Regions from separate parts of the Homo sapiens genome. Here region 2 is linked to region 1. The links are chromatin loops, found by intact Hi-C in ENCODE. Cell type or tissue: psoas muscle. All regions are shown on one strand. Each heading gives the region's core, and the rest is flanking DNA. Links, peaks and the distances in the headings are about the cores only. Region 1 overlaps FMN1 (formin 1). Region 2 overlaps FMN1 (formin 1).

The links. A loop is a pair of places that touch in the nucleus more often than their neighbours do. Peaks named below come from ENCODE experiments on the same cell type or tissue, not always from the same donor. Only the 100,000 strongest peaks of a DNase experiment are listed, where the experiment ranks them.
Region 2: a loop joins it to region 1, with 1.9 times the contacts of the local background. A loop is called at or near these places in 10 of 110 quality-filtered maps.

What each region holds. Positions count from the first base shown.
Region 1 is chr15:32,983,194-32,987,597 of GRCh38, forward strand. The region is part of intron 7 of FMN1 (formin 1); the gene reads right to left. Among named protein-coding and RNA genes, the nearest start is that of FMN1, 210 kb to the right of the region's middle. In psoas muscle, for the core only: no CTCF peak of the experiment used is centred there; no DNase peak of the experiment used is centred there.
Region 2 is chr15:32,859,571-32,863,974 of GRCh38, forward strand. The region is part of intron 16 of FMN1 (formin 1); the gene reads right to left. Among named protein-coding and RNA genes, the nearest start is that of GREM1-AS1, 140 kb to the left of the region's middle. In psoas muscle, for the core only: no CTCF peak of the experiment used is centred there; a DNase peak (open chromatin) is centred at 2,411; H3K4me3 peaks cover 550 bases.

The sequences.
Region 1 (4,404 bases), core at 160-4,159:
TTCAGGTAGATGCCAACAATATGGATGAGTCTCAAATGCACTCTGTTAAGTGAAAGGAGCTGACTCAACAGACTATATATTGCATGGTTCTATGGATATGACGTTCTGGTAAAATCAAAACTGTACTGATAGAAAACATCAATGGATGCCAGGAGCCTGAGATCAGAAGAGGGGTTGTCTTCCAATGGACACAGGGAAATTGTTTACGGTAATGGAAATGTTCTACATCCTGATTGTAGTATGTTTACATGACTGCACATTTTTGGTGAAACCTCAGATGGTACACTTAGAACAGCAATTTTTTTATTACATGTAAAATTATATCTCATCGAAAAAACCTCTTAAAGATTGATATTATAAGTGAAACATATATGTTAGATGAATTAAAAATTGTAAAATAAGTGAACACTAATATAATGTTACATAAAAGTTGGGCTTCCACAGCAAGATTCTGTCTGCAACAAAATCTCTCTCTGTTGAAAAAAGACATTATCACAGAAAGTAGAGTAAAATGAGTCCGAAAAGTATCTAAAGCATTACTCACGTCTTAAAGAGACTCAAGTGTTCAAATTTCTTGAGGTAAAAGTTTAACCTCTTTCATCAACACTACAGCATTTTGCACTACTATGACCCATCTTTTAGAGGTTTCTCTGTCGAGGTGAATTCAGCGCTAAGACAGGATCAGTAGTAATCCTCTAAGATGGTACTGCCACATTCAGTATCATTCTTACATTGCAGCTACGTGGGAACATGGCCAGGCAAGGGGGTGAATGACATTTAAAAGCTCAAAGTGTTAGGCACAATGTTATGTTCCATTTAACACCGTGATGTCTCATTTCTTCCCCTGTCTCTACAGCCTGTTTTCTACCGCATTATACTTATGATGAGTGTGATTTTTTTCATATTTCATCCATAAATGCTTCCAAACAAAAAAAGTTTCTGCTTTTATAAGAAAAAAAGACCTACTACTATCTTCTATTCTCAAGCCAGCTTGAAGATTTTTTTTTAAGTTTTGTTTTTCTTAAGCCAGCCTCCAATGCAAGGATTAGGTTTAGCTTAAAGGACTACTTTGGGTTTTTTATTTTCTTTTATGCAATAGATTAATATTTTTTCTTAGTTTTAAAGAACACCACCTATCAAACAGATAGTCTGTCCCACAGTGCAATTAGCACAGTTTCCTCCTATACTTAAAAGGGTCTCCAAGACAGATAAGGGCTATTATTCCATCAATATAGTAAGCTGCAAATTCTCCCTCAGGTTCCTACTCTGTAAAATGAGGATGATAATACCCACCTTGCTTCTTGATATATTTTTCATGGGGAGAGAAAGAAACTCAGAAGAAACTTCACAACAAATATAAAAACACTCTGAGTAACAATGAAGGATTAATATCATATTGGATACAACTAACAGCAACTATTTGGGATTATAGTACATTATCAATCAGAAGCTATGAGCACAACCCTTACATCTACGTATGGTTTATATGTTTGTTTAGATGGTGGTGGCCTTAGAGAAAAGCGTGAACACATTGTGGCTAAGTGAAATTCAACATTTTTTTCTACACAAATTGCATTAAGCAGGATCCATATGTCATGAGAATGTAACCTTCATTGCATCATCCAATAAAAACTAGGAAATCACTTGTGTACAAGACACACTGAAGTTTTGTTGACATTTTTTGCAAGCAATTTTTTAACATATTTATTGATACGTAGGTCTTCTTTCACCCCTACCTAAAAAAGTGCTTAAGGTCTCCTTTTCTCTGTTTGTTCATCCATCACCAAAAAAAAAAAAAAAAAAAAAAGAAGGGCAAAACATTTGCCTTAACTCTATCCCTTCTTCAGAATAAAATCCCCCATTGTATTCATTAACAAATGTTGCGCGAAAGGATTAGCAGTTACTTATTATCTTTTTATCTTTACCATACGCTCTGTGTAATTTCTCCAAAGGCTGGTTTAGGTTGCCACCATTTGCTAAAAATGCTCACATAGATAACTAACAGCTTCCTAAACTACCCAATTTGGTGGATTTTTTCCTCATTCTCCTTTGGAACTCTGCACAGCTTATCTTGAGAACAGCCTCTTGGATTCTCTGATAGTACAAATTCCTGGTCCTCTTCCTCCCTTTGAGATTATCCTGCCTGCTGTGCTAACGTCTCTTCCTCCTTCCATCTTTTAAATATGTCAACTTTATGGGGACTCATGTTTTTATTTTTTGTTCACTGATGTATCACTGTAGCAGGGGTCACTGAATGAATGAATTCTTCCAATATCCTAGTTGACTGTTAGAAATCCTTAAAGCTATAGTGCCCACGACTACTGGGTTCTGTTAGCAAAAGAAAACCAAGGAAGAAGGAACTGTAATATTAAGTAGTGCCCATGAACAGCCTGTTACATACATGATAAAAACTGATTTGTATGATTACTGCAATTATTCCTCAGCCAGGTCACAGCTGCTAAGTGCATAGCTGACTGTGACTACATTCTTTTCAACAAATCTGGCACTCTTAAGTCCAAATTGACAGGTCTATCTCCACACAGACATGGAAGTTTGTTTTGTTTAGTGCCCCTCCCAACTGACTTATCTTACAATATGGACAGGGCCCAGATGACAGTCGATCAATTGATCTCAAATGGGTCAAAATAAAGATATTAATATTGCCATAACTGTGAATGCACATCACATTTTAATTGGTAAGAATTTTTATAGTTCTAAATATATTCCCACTTCAATAACATTAAGGGGCCAATGCAGGTGTTTTCGTCCATGTGCATCCAAATGTTAGGAGTTATTTTTCACTGAGAGACAACAAGATGATGGGAAGAGGGGTCATGAAAATACGCTGAGCAACAAAAAGAGCCTTGAAACAGCACCCACGATAATAGGGGTTATAGATTTATTCTTTGTGGTGGCAAGGCTCTTTTTGAGTTCCTGTATACAGGCAATTAAGCTTACCAAAAATATCCAGTTATGGATCTATCCAGGAAGAGGCAGAAGTTTCTGGAGCTGCACTTGTTTCATGTGGAATACTTGCAATTGAGGACATATAAGGGCTGACAGTGTACAAATGATAAAGTGTATCCGTTGAGGCTAAGCTTATATGCTTGAAAACAACAGTGAGAACCGGAATAAGGGTATTTTTGAGTAACAAGCAAATTCTAAAACCCCACAGAGAAGATTCCCTGACCACAGGGCATCAATACCCATCATTTTTACAAATAGTTTTGGCAAAGTGTCACACTGATTTATTTGAATTCACAAAGATCTGATGTAATATTTAAAAACAGATCTCTTCTTTGTGTAAACATAGATTAAGAAAAATGTAAATCTCCCATCTAGGTTTATTTTTTAATAGAAATTTTAATTATACATGTATAAATCTAGAGTGCTCAATGCCTTAACCAGTTAAAATAATAAACGGAATTTGGCAGAACATTTGTTCTGATTACTAGATGTTTAATGATACTTGGAACATCAAGATGCATGTGGAATTACACTCTACTAAGATGAAGACAGAATAACTTGGAAAAGATCAGATCTCATTTTGACTTGATTCTCTTCTCCTGGAATATAGACAAACCACATTCTTTTCCTCCCCCACCTTAGATTATACTATATTACTTTTGATTGATATTCATCTCCATAATTTGTGCTTTTTGAAAGAATAATTGTTATAAGAATTACGTATTTCAGGTTTTCTCTAGTAATTGGAAGGTATGAATTTAAATCTGACTTATTTCCTAACTGATCAAACATGGACTATAATTTATGAAATATTTTCAAAATAAACATTTAACTATCCTATTCAAACTTGAAATGTCACTTCAATTTTAGTTTGACTGAGGGTTATAGATGGCTACATTTTTTTCTCCCAGGCAATTTTTCTATTTTAAATGTTATTAGCTGCCCATATTAATAATGTGAAAAGGCAGAGACAGGATAACCTTAAAACTCATACATCATTTTTTCTTAAGTGTTTCAAAGGTTAATACCTAACCATAAAGGTTAATGATACAAGGTCAGCTGTATAACATCCACATGAAACCACATGACCGCTGTAGCGTTTCATACCATTGACATGTTGCTGTTTTGTGGAATGTATTTGTCAGTTACAAGAGATGACATGCTTGTTTGGTGCCATGTACCCTTTATGAAAAAATGAACTGGCTCAAGTATCCATGCCAGTCATGTACTCCGAATAATTACAAACTACTTCACACTCTAAATATTTAGATCACTAGGAATTTCAACGTTAGACCATCACCTTTCCCCCGACTGCACATCAGAGCAGAAGGCTTTCTGACTGCCTGTCCTTGAACATAACACTAACACAACATATGAAACTGATTAGGAGGACTGAGGTGTTTGAAAGAAAAAAACTTTGATTTTTATAAAGATTGG
Region 2 (4,404 bases), core at 338-4,337, 120 kb before region 1:
TGTTTTTGCATCTTTCAAACATATCTATCACCGTCTGCACAGTGTTTATGTTTTACCTTTAATATTTATGTAAAAGTCCATACATTAATCCCTGAGAAGTCATCATGCAGGATTCATTTACTTCTCCCCAAACTTCTCTAGAGAGCTCCATGTATCTGGCGAAAGCATCAGATTTCCTTATCTTGGCTGAATGTCGTGGTTCGCACCTGTAATCCCAGTGCTTTGAGAGGCCTTGGTGGGAGGATCACTTGAGGCCAGGAGTTCAAGACCAGTCTGGCAACACAGTGAGACCTTGTCTCTCAAAAAAAATTTTTTAAGTTATCCAGGCATGATGGTGCATGCCTGTAGACCCAGCTACATGGGAGGCTGATCTGGGAGGGTTTTTTCTGCCCAGGAGTTCGAGGCTGCAGTGTCATACCATTGTACTCTGGCCTGGGTGATAGAGTGAGACAGACAGACAAGAAAGGAAAGAAAGAATGAAAGAATGAAAGGAGGAAAGAAAGGCAAAGGCAAAGGCAAGGCAAGGCAGGAGGGAGGGAGGAAAGAAGGAAGAGAGAGACAAAGAGAGAAAGAAAAAGAGGAAGGAAGGAAGGAAAAGGAAAAAAGAAAAGGGAGGAAGGAAGGAAGGAAGGAAAGAAAGGAGAGAGGAAGAGGTAGGAAGGGAGGGAGGAAGGAAAGAAGGAAGGAAGGGGAAAGGAAAGAAAGAAAGGAAGAAAGGGAAAAGTAGATGAAGAAAAAAGGTTTCTTCATCTTAACTAGATTCTCACGTGTAGGAAAGTTTAAATAAAATTAGCAATGTTGGCTTGGCACAGTGGCTCGTGCCTCTAATACCAGCACTTTGGGAGGCCAAGGCAGGTGGATCACTTGAGCCCAGGAATTTGAGACAAGCTTGGCCAAAGTGGTGAAACCCTGTTTCTACAAAAAATACAAATACTGGCTGGGCATGGGGGTGTGCACCTGTGGTCCCAGGTATTCAGAAGGCAGAGGTGAGAGGATCACCTGAACCCAGGGAGGTCGACACTGCAATAAGCCATGACCACACCTCTGCACTCCAGCCTAGTCTCACAGGGTGAGACCCTGTCTCCTGTCTAAAAAATATATATACATACATATTAGCAATGTTGACCCAGACTCCAAGTGGGCTTTCCAGAGATGCAATGTGACTTGCTTGCCCTTCCCCTGCACCAAGGGGTCACCGTCTCTGTGTCTCTGTACTCCTCAAACATGGTGAGGTGTCCCAAGATGATCTAAGGTTTGAGTGTATTTTAAAGACCCCCAGAAATGTCCACCACCTCATCCCATGAGTCATAAGCAAGGTAACAAAGGTAACAAAGATGATTATCCTGATTGGGTAGTTCTCAAGGTAGGCAGGGAAGCAGGAAAGACATCTGTTTTAAGGAATCAGCATTTCTCAATGAACATTTGTGGCCACATAAACTTTCCTGATTATTTCCAGCTATGATTCTGAGAATACAGTTAAAGAAAAGCTAGGATTTCCCACAATATAAATTGGGAGGAGTTCCTTAAATTATTTAATTAACCCTCTACTATATTCAAATTCCAACAATTTCATTTATATAGAATTGTTTTTCATGAACGTAGTATAAAACATGCCTGCAATTTACTAATAGGATATAATCGAACGCCTGACAATAACTCCTTCAAGGTTACTTCTCCCTGGTGAAAGCAAAGCTGAAGGCAGAGCTTGTTTCCCCAATTACAAAAGCAATACTTTCTCTTTTGCCTGAATTCACAGGGTTGATCGCTGCAGCTCTCCCTTTGTGCTAGATGTGGTGACAGAGCCCATGCGGTGCCCATCAAATTGCTCCAATTTTATGAGGCCATATCATGGGGGTGGTAAAGAGCTTGTGCTTGGATTGAGACCCACTAGGACTCAGGTGGGCTGTGGCTTGTTTTTCTCATCTGCAAAATGGGGACCTCCCGCAACACAGGCATGATATGATATTTAAGATAATACATACATAGTGATTTGCAGAATGCCTGGCACTCACAAGCAGGCTCATAAATATTATTTGTTATTTTTATGTTTGACTAAAATTGGTTGGGAAACATGTCAAGGTCAGAACAGCAAGAGAGTCATGGCTGGGGATTATTTGCTACAGATGCTGGGCACTGTATTTACGGAAATATGCCACGGTGCAAATCTCCTGTTTAGAACATAGGGATAATGATTTTCATTCCCGTGCTGAAGTTCCACCACCCATTGTGAGAATTCACTGAAGAATGCAGGCGAAGTCTTGGGGAAAGACGAAGCAAAATGGGAAACAATTCCCCTAGGCCTCTGAGCTTCGCGGTTTTGAAATTAGAAACTGAAACCAGTACAAACGAGAGCAGCTCCACTGCTGTGCTCCAAGGCCCTCTCTGCAGCCCCACGGGCTGGGATTCCCACGTGGCCTGTAAGAATTAAACTTCCCCACATGATCAAAGGAGAGGGCTGCCCTCCGACGGTCCCCACAGAGCCACGCGCCCCGGAGGCCAGGCAGCTTGCCTGCTCCAATTTATTGACTTGGCTTATCCGAGATGCTTTCTAGCAGACAAATGGGAGACCTGAAGGCTAATTAATGATGACACCGGAGACTGGCAGTGCATAAAGGAGAGAGGTCATGGACAGATCCACAAATGTCCTTCACTGTTCAACCGGAAGACTCGCATACGATATTGCTAGACCACCAAGGTTGCCTCAGGCGTGGGCTGTGCCAGGAGCTCCAGTTAAAAGCCAAAGTCACCCCAGGTTCTCTTTCTGTTATTTTTCTCTTTACACAATTTTTTGGCAATTAAAAATATATTAATTTCCGAAGTTAGTTACTACTAAGTGATCACTGTGAGACAGAGATGAAATATTAAAAACCAATACATAGTGAAATAACTGAGACTACATGGAGAATATTTTCACTTACAGGTTAAACACTGGTGGAGTATTTTAGTGAAAGGAAAGATATGGCCTAGACTATTTTAATATTTCAGATATTAGGCTGTTAAGGTCAGAATTATCTGTTTTTTGTTTTTCACCCCTAAGAACAAGGGAATAAAGCTTATTAAGCCACTTAAAAAGCCTAGGCAGGTTAGAAAAATGTAGCAGTAAGACCCAGATATAATTCATCAAAATCAAATACGTTTAATTGCTTTGTAAATCAAATGTATGTGGGCAATTGGTATGAAGATATGAAACTTGTTTCTTTTTGTATGAGCTGAAGGACCTGTGGGCTTAGTTAAGTCAGAATACAGTTTTAGAGGAAAGGAAAGGTTTATCAGGCTATCTGCTTTTCCAGAGTTCTCTCTTCTTCCCTGTCTGGTTACCTAAGTCTTACCCCACCCTTCCACAGTCCTGCGCCAGTTCTGCCTCTTCCTCACTTTTACAAGATCCATGTCCTGTTCACAAGCTCCCTGCTCAAAGGACCGCCATAGAAAATGGCTGCAGCAACATATGGAATTTTTTTACTAAAGCAAATTCTTGTATTATATCAATGGGGCTTAGATGAGAGACATAAAGTGAAGCCAGAGATCAAAAGCCTAGAATGCTTGGTTAAGGAGTTTATCATACAGGAATCCATTCAATAAATACATCAGTTCGGCTAGGCGCGGTGGCTCACGCCTGTAATCCCAGCACTTTGGGAGGCCGAGGCGGGCGGATCACGAGGTCAGGAGACCATCCTGCCTAACACGGTGAAACCCCATCTCTACTAAAAATACAAAAAATTAGCTGGGCGTGGTGGCGGGCACCTGTAGTCCCAACTCGGGAGGCTGAGGCAGGAGAATGGCGTGAACCCGGGAGGCGGAGCTTGCAGTGAGCCGAGATTGTGCCACTGCACTCCAGCCTGGGCGACAGAGCGAGACTCCATCTCAAAATAAATAAATAAATAAAATAAAATAAATAAACACATCAATTCAACACATGTCTACTGAGCACCTACTACGTGCCATAAATTGTGTCAGATATTGGGGTTCCATCAGCAAAAGAAACAGACTAAATTCTCTGCCCTCAGACATTATAGTGAATGGGTCACCAACTAAGATTTCTTAATGGGTATGGCACGCAGTAATTATTGTTTCTAGTAACTTGAACTGCAGGCAAACCTACGAGTTATTTCCTTCCATGTTCATCTTTTCTACTTTAATCCCTTTAGTAAGAACAGGACCGTCTAGTGCACTTCCTGGTGGTGGGGTGGGAGGACGTGGTTAGAAAAAGTGAATGTCCTTTTAGCTTCCTGCCCCCAAACACACTTTTATCAAAACAAATGTAAAAACAAATTCAGAACTCAGAATCTCAATATTAGCTTAACTTGCACAATTTTCTTCTTATGGCATTGGCCTTAAACTGACTAAGGAATTACATGAAATGCAATGTAATAAAATACTAAAGTTAGAACAGTAATATTTTATTTT